Linked DNA regions of Homo sapiens: region 2 is linked to region 1. Evidence: chromatin contacts called from ENCODE Hi-C or POLR2A ChIA-PET data. All regions are on one chromosome and are shown on one strand. Each heading gives the region's core, a stretch centred on a gene start or an enhancer-like site at or near the end of the contact. The rest is flanking DNA. Distances are from core to core; before and after follow the strand shown.

Evidence for each region. Hi-C counts contacts between places; a loop is a spot of excess contacts on that map. ChIA-PET counts read pairs that join two places held with the same protein, here RNA polymerase II (POLR2A). Pooled maps may share reads with other maps.
Region 2: a pooled map shows a loop between it and region 1 (2.8-fold over the local background). The contact joins the enhancer-like site here to the promoter of BMP8A in region 1. A Hi-C loop is called at or near these places in 1 of 50 pooled maps. POLR2A ChIA-PET finds 5 or more read pairs at or near these places in 3 of 52 experiments (HCT116, HEK293 and activated T-cell).

The regions. Positions count from the first base shown.
Region 1 is chr1:39,489,702-39,493,357 of GRCh38, forward strand. BMP8A (bone morphogenetic protein 8a) reads left to right here and starts at 1,935. Exons shown (of 7, transcript NM_181809.4): 1 at 1,935-2,624. The coding sequence starts at 2,291. LOC124904101 (a long non-coding RNA gene) reads right to left here and starts at 1,847. Exons shown (of 2, transcript XR_007065978.1): 1 at 988-1,847; 2 at 1-426. RefSeq lists silencers at 1,434-2,063, 2,164-2,263.
Region 2 is chr1:39,213,657-39,217,312 of GRCh38, forward strand. The region is part of intron 1 of MACF1 (microtubule actin crosslinking factor 1); the gene reads left to right. Among named protein-coding and RNA genes, the nearest start is that of MACF1, 11 kb to the left of the region's middle. RefSeq lists enhancers at 145-863, 1,242-1,351. Within about 2 kb of position 1,540, at least 23 of the 41 ENCODE cell types and tissues checked have a DNase peak (open chromatin) inside an H3K27ac peak, as active enhancers do.

The DNA.
Region 1 (3,656 bases), core at 685-3,184:
GAAGGGGGTGTGGGCAGGAGATTCCGAGACTCTGACCAAGATGACATGGGGACAAAGCCCTGTGGATTCAGCCTCCTAAACAGCTTTCTCCTCTGCCCCTCCACCCCATCACCATTAGAGACTCATGGTCATTGTACCCACCCCCACATCTGATTGCTGTACCTGCCTCCAACTGCAGGGCCCTGACTCCTGTCTCCCTCTGATCCATATTCCGCTCTGCTTCCAAGCTCTGGTCTTGGGTACTTTCAACGGTTATTCTGCATTATCCTTAGCTCAGTATCCTTATGGGACAGTCCCAGTCCGCAGGGTAGCCCCGGCTTCTAGGCGGTGGCATCCACATCTGCTCTGCCCGGAGCTGATGCAGGTGCCTCATGGGGGGCGCTCTGGGGACCGCGCAGAAAATTTACGAGCAGTGTGGAAATATACCTGTTGGGTAAAAGACAAACTAGGCGTGTGTTTAAGGCACCAGCAAATGACTATTTAGATTAAGAATTTGTTGTAGAAAATTTTATTGAAGTGATGACTTCCAAATGTGATTTTTGGGGGCATTATACACTTGCTTCGAGGTTTAATCTTCAATCCACATGGCGGGGCACCATAATCTCTGGTGCCCAGGGCCCTCGTCTAGCCCCTGTGAGGCCCTTTGCGGTGCCTCCCTTGCCAGCCCCTCCAGCCTCCGCCGTTTGCCCCCTGGGCTCTCCAGTTTCCACTGCCCCCCTGCCCGAGCGCAGCTCCACTGCTGTGTGACCTGGCGTAAGTCCCTTAACCGCCGTGTGCCTCAGTTTCCTCATTTATTAAAAGAGGAGGTTCCAGTGGTATGTACCCCCTAACGATGTGCGAGCATCACAGAAATGACACGAGACACACACTCAGAACATGCCTTGGCGTGGCAAGTGCTGACTGTTGCCATTATTAGGCTCCCCAGCCGGGGTCTCAGGGCCTTGGCACAAGCTATTCCCTCTGCCTGGAGCACTTTCCTCCACTGACCTTTCCTGGCGCTCCAGGTCAACTCCAGGAGCCTTCCCAGTGCAGTCTAGGTGCCTTCTCCTTCCGCAGCGCCTGAACCACACAGGAATAAGTAAGGCGAGAGCGCGCCCAGGGAAGAGCAGGTGTGCAGAAAGGGACTGAGTCAGTCGAGACGTTTCCGCGGGGATCCTTCTCTTGGCAGGCCTGCACCGGGGCCGTGGGGACTGAGAAGATGTGCACAGGTGGCTCCCGAGTGCTCGGGAAGGGCCCCAGAGCTTCTGGCCCAGCTGGAGGCAGGAGGCGGAGCCTCCTCCGCAAAGCTGGATCAGTACCGGGGACGCAGGGCGCACAGCTAGGGCTGGCGGGGGCGGCCCGACTGGGGCGCTGCCTGGGCTCACGCGGGAGCCAGGTGGGGGACGCAGGGAGAAGCAGCCGAGCAGGTGCCGAGAAGGAGGCGCCCGCAGAAGCGCATGCAGGGGCCACGGGGAAGGCGCCAGGAGGCGGTGAGGGGCCGCGGTGGCCGGAACCCGGGCCGGCTGCTGCGGGCAGAGGAACAGGCCCCACCCGCGGGGCTTGGCTGGCACCGCCCGGCTCTCCAGACGGGGCTACGGCCGCGTGTCGGGCCCGGTGGCGACCACGGCACACCACGGCGAGGCAGCCGGGTGGCACCACTGGCGGGACCGGGACGGCGCCGCGGCCTTAGGATCTCTGCGCCGAGGCCCGCGGCGGGAGCCACGACGGCCCTGACCACGCTGACGCCCAGGCTGCGGGCTCCTCGCCCGGACCAACCGCCAGCCACGCCGAGGTCGCACCTCGGGGTCGCCCCACCCGCAACACCTGCCGCCGCCCGGGGCTCCTAGCGGGCGCGGCCTCCGCGCCCAGGCCCCGCCCCCGCGCCCCCATTGGTCAGTCCCGGGGGTGGGCGGGCGGCACAGACGGCTGAGCCGGGGCAAGGACTCGCGGGAATCGCGCCGCCCGGGTCGCTGCCGGAGCTCGCCGGTCGCCCCTGCGCTGCGCGGACCGCAGCCACAGCCGGACTGGTGGGAACGGCGGCGACAGACGGATTGGCTGACAGTCCCAGCCCTCAGAACAGCCCCGGCCTCGAAGCGTTGGCGTCTGCGTCCGCGTCAGCGTCCGCTTGTCCCGGAGCCGGGGCAGGTGCGCGCGGGGGGCGCTCCAGGGACCGCGCTGAGGCCGCAGACGCCGCCCGCCGAGCCCCGCCCCCTGCTCGCCGAACTCAGCTCCCCGTTCGCCGTCGGGGCGTCCCCGGGCCCAGGGGCGGCGGCGGAGCTGATGTGCGCCCGCTGAGCGCCCCCGGCCCGCCATGGCCGCGCGCCCCGGACCGCTCTGGCTTCTGGGCCTGACGTTGTGCGCGCTGGGCGGGGGCGGCCCCGGCCTGCGACCCCCGCCCGGCTGTCCCCAGCGACGTCTGGGCGCGCGCGAGCGCCGGGACGTGCAGCGCGAGATCCTGGCGGTGCTCGGGCTACCCGGGCGGCCCCGGCCCCGCGCGCCACCCGCCGCCTCCCGGCTGCCCGCGTCCGCGCCGCTCTTCATGCTGGACCTGTACCACGCCATGGCTGGCGACGACGACGAGGACGGCGCGCCCGCGGAGCAGCGCCTGGGCCGCGCCGACCTGGTCATGAGCTTCGTCAACATGGGTGAGTGCGGCCGCCCGCGCGGGGACCCTCGGAGTAAGCTGGCTGCAGGGGAGGGGCGCGCATCCGCGGGCGGTGCCGGGCCCTGGCCGAACGGGGAATCACAGACGGTGGACGCGAACCACAGGGGAGTGGGACCGCCGTGGTTAGGGAAGGTCTAAGGGTCATGGGGGCCCCCTGGGCTGCGGGGTGGTCAGGAGCAGAGTGTGGGGGACTGTGGACTCCCAGGCGCTGCCTTCACCCTGCCCCAGACACACCCAGGAGTAAGAATTAGGTGATGTCTTTGCCCACCTGGGCTGCCCCGGGAAGACAGCCTGGTCCTGGGGAGACAGGTGAGTAAACAGAGGCCGGGATGCTGTCACTGTGATAAGGACAGTACTGAGGAGAGGGACAAAGTTCAGCGTGGAAACCTGTGGTCACATCATCGGAGTGACCAGAGCTGAGTCGCGTGCCCTGAGTCCACAGCAGGCTCTTCCCTGTGCGGAGCCTGGGTGGGGTGCGGCTGTCAGGGGAGCGGCTGGGGAAGGAGCAGACTCAGCTCGCTGGGGCAGGGACTGTGGCCTTGTCACCCTGGGCCCTGCACTTAGCATGTGGCCTGGTATAGGGTGAGTGTCCGGTCCTGTGGAATGGCCCAGTGGGCAGCTGGACCCACTGTGTTCTCCCAGGCAAAGCCGGGCTTTTCCTGTCTGCAAACATCTTGTATCAAACCCTGGAGCTATTTATTCCTTAAGATCTCAGATTTTTCTTTTCCAGTACTAAACTCTTTGGTCTATGCTCGTGTAGTTACTGTTGGTCAGGTCCCCCGTCTGCTTTGCCTCCTGTCTGTGGCTAGTGACAGGCCGGGGTCTGGGAGCCAAGGACCACAGCTCAGCCCGAAGTGGGGGAGCTGTGGGGCTGAGAGCAGGGAGTGGGTACCTGCCCCAGCCACCAGCCTCCCTCCACAGACAGCATCATTAATTCTTCATCCTCCCGACAACCCTGATAACAGCCACGGTCTTCATCCCCATCTCCCAGATGAGGACAGTGAGGTTCAGA
Region 2 (3,656 bases), core at 290-2,789, 280 kb before region 1:
TGATAAAGGAAGAGGTTACTAGATATGAGTCAGGAAATGTTCATTCCTTTTTTTCTCTCTTCCCTATTTCTTATGCATTCCTTTTCCCAGTACGAGGCAAATTCTAGGAGGACCCTTCATCTCCAAGGCTAAAAAGAGTCTTATAAGAGGGACAAACTGAGTACAGTTGTCACAGGTTATCAGGGTGACTGAGAGCTTAGTCTAGGCGGGATAAAGTCAGCTGTGAGAACCTTTATTAGTAAGCAGTAACAGGATTATTAGCAGTTTGTAGGTGGGAGGGATACCCACTTGGGAGTGAAGTTGTCAAGCAACTGAGGCAGGTCATAGGGCTTGTTTAAACTGAATGGTCTGCTAGGAAAGCTTGCATTTACTTTTTTTCATTTGTAGTCGTTTGGGCTAATCTCTGGAAACTTGCTTTCCTAGGTGCTGCCCCTCCTCCCTCCCTGCCTTCAGGAACAGGATTGAAAGCAGCATTAGCCTGAAGAAGTCGTTCTATTTAGGGAGCTAGAGCAGAGGGCCAGTGATTAGGCCCTTATCTGCAGCGGGGCCTTTTTGAGTGGTGTGGGGCAGGGCTGCAGTGTCTGTCCTGACACCCACAGAGGCTGGACTTTTCTGTCCCCTGGTTGGGTTAGAACTGTGAAGAACCAATAGAAGGGCTGGGCCAGCTGAATGAAAAAGCCCTTCATTGTGTTTCTTCAACATTCCAGTGTCTGGTACAATTAGCCAAGACTCGGAAAACAAGTTGGACAAACAAGCAGGCAGCCTTCTACTGATGGATGAAAGGATTTCTGGCACAGCTGAGTTAAGTGCACTGACTGTAAAGACAGAGTAGGAGGATCTGGGAAGAAGAAGGGGACTTTGGAATGCCATTCCTGGCTGTGAGGGGAAAGAATGGAGCAACAAGCAAACGGTATTTTTGAAGCTGATAAAATTTGCTGTGATAATCTACCTGGGAGGCTGGCTGAGGCGAGGCTGGCTGAGGTGGGGCTACTCTGTAAAGTAGGTGGAATCACTGGGGAGTTACTGACTCTTCCCTTTTGGCAGCTGTAAGTGCGGGGAAGGGAAACTTTCTTTGGAATCTAGGGATCTGTTCACAGTGGACGGTGAGTGTATGAGCTTGCTCCATTATAGTCTCTCCCATCATGAGACCTTCTCATTTGGTTAACACTATATGTACTTCTGCCTGAGAAGAGGCACACCTGAGGAGCAAGTTGTTGGGCAATGGATGCACTGTTCCTGACTTGGCAGTAAACCACTTAGCTCACCAGCTCTCCTGCAACTAAGATTCACCACATTACAAGCTTCTGCTCTGCAAATGGAGGGTAACTCAAAGACCAGTTTCTTCCTACTCAGGTTTACTCACTTCATACCTTGACTGGACTTTTGCATATGGAGCTCTCCCCTCTGTACGCTCTATTGGTCTGGAAACACAGAGTTGGTGCTACTTTTGAACAGCATGCAGCATGCTATATGCCTGAGACATGGACCCAGTTTTTGGAAGTGCCCTAGGGAGGAGCTTCCTCTCTGACCTCAAGGGAAGAAGGAGGTCAGTAGGAAGTGGTGGGTGGAGCCACTTCTCTGTTCTGCTGTCTCCTCTCTACACCTCACAGCCCTTTTTGAGGAGCTGCGAAGGGTGCACAGGCCAGTAGCTGGAGGTTCTTTGGTACCCCCTCCTTTTAGGTGGGGTCAGCAGACACAGGGGCGCCATGTGGCCGAGTTACCAAGATGAACACGAGTTCAACGCCCACCTGGTTTGTCGCATGTGCTGTATGGGTTAGTATGTGAAGTTTTTTTTTTTTTTGCTTGTCCGGGCCTGAGGATCCCAAATAGCCCTTGCTCTCATTGACTCATAGGAATGCATGGACTTCGAAGCCTTGTGGTGTTACAACCTTTAGGCTTGTTAAAATGTGCAGTGGAATAGATTGGGGTGCCCTACTTCCTGGGGAACTTCTTAAGCTTGCAGTAACTGGCAGTTAAGAGCCCAAGCTTTGGGTGTAGAACTTTTTTTATAGAGACTGAATTCATGCTCATGCTTCTGCCTGTATCAGGAAACCACTTTTAAGGTATGTTGCATAGTGCTGAAAGTCCAGAGTGTATTTTTAGCAGAAGTTGGTTGGTTACGGAGTCCACCTCTGAGCAGACTGGCGGGAGGATGGGGGGTGGGAGGGAGGAGTCATGGCCTATGTTTCCTCTTTGGGGCTTATTGCTAGTTCTTTTACACTTTACTCTGCCAGCTGTGACAGAGAGAGAAAAAGACTCAAAGATGATCTGGGGTCAGGGACCTAAATAAGAGAGGCTAGGGGAAGAGTCATGTTAGCTGTGACTTAGATCTCTCTTGATAAGGCATCATTAAATAATGATTATTTAAGTAATGTCCTGTGGCCTTGAACAAGTGACTTAACCTTTTTGGCCGTAGGTTTCCTTGGTTTCAAAATTGTAGGGTATACAGACTGGTGCTAGACTGAGAGACATCAATTCTCTGTAAAATGAAAAAAGATAAAGAAAATGTAGTGTGTCTTTCATAAAGCTAAACTTAAAGAATTGTCTTTTATTCTGAAATTGTCTCTCCTACTTTCTAATGTTAAAATATCCTTTATTTTATGAAAGAATTGTTATTATATGGTAGTGTGTTTTTAAGATATCCCTACTTAGCAAAATGAAAAGTGACAACTTCTGTTAGGCTTTCTGATTTATTGTGGAACATGTATTTGTCTATGAAATCTTAGTTTGGGAACCACTGGTTTGGTAATCTACTATCTTTTGATTTTATACTTTGAGTCTCTAACAAGGAGCAAAATTGTGACCCAAATAGGCAGATTTTCATTAAAATTGAAGTAACTAGTTGTTTGATGAAGAGGAGACCTTAGAAAAATCTCAGAGAAGGAGAGCAACAGAACTAGGGTTCTGATCAGTCTCCTGACTCCTAGGCTAGTGCTTGCAAGTATTTAGGTGCTTTTTGAGGAAAAAAAGCTGCCATAGCAATAATGCTTGGGGCACAGAGGGGGCAATTTTAGTGGTCTACTTTTTTTTTTTATCTTTCCTGTATCATTGAGATTTCTTCCCTGGAACCTAGAAGAAAGAATTGCCTATATCTAAAAGTGCTTGGAGATAAACGTATAGCAAAAGGGCCTTTCCTGTAACCAACAAAGAAGTATAGGAAAGTCTAAAATCTTTATTGAAAGTTTCAGGGCAAAAACGTAATGTAGCCCCATCTCCCCCAATCCCACATAATCCCCTAAAGGCACTGTAGACTAATAGCTAAGAAAATGGGCTTGGCATCAACTGTCTACACGGGGTTCCTACTCCACCACTTAACAACAAAACCAACTGGGGACATTGCTTAACCTTTCTCTAGCTCGGTTACCTCATTTTTTATTTTTCTTTTTTTCATATCACCGTAAAATAAAATCACTTGTATAGGGAGAATGAATGAAGATTAGCAGTGGATTTTCATGTTATATACTTTTCACATTATATTACTACTGTAACTACCAGCTAGCATTTATTAACTTATTATGTGTGAGAGACTAGGCTAAGTGCTTTCATATCATATACTCCTCACAATCACTTCATGATTTAGGGTCTATTTTATTTTATTTTATTTTATTTTATTTTATTTTATTTTATTTTATTTTAGAGACGGAGTCTTACTCTGT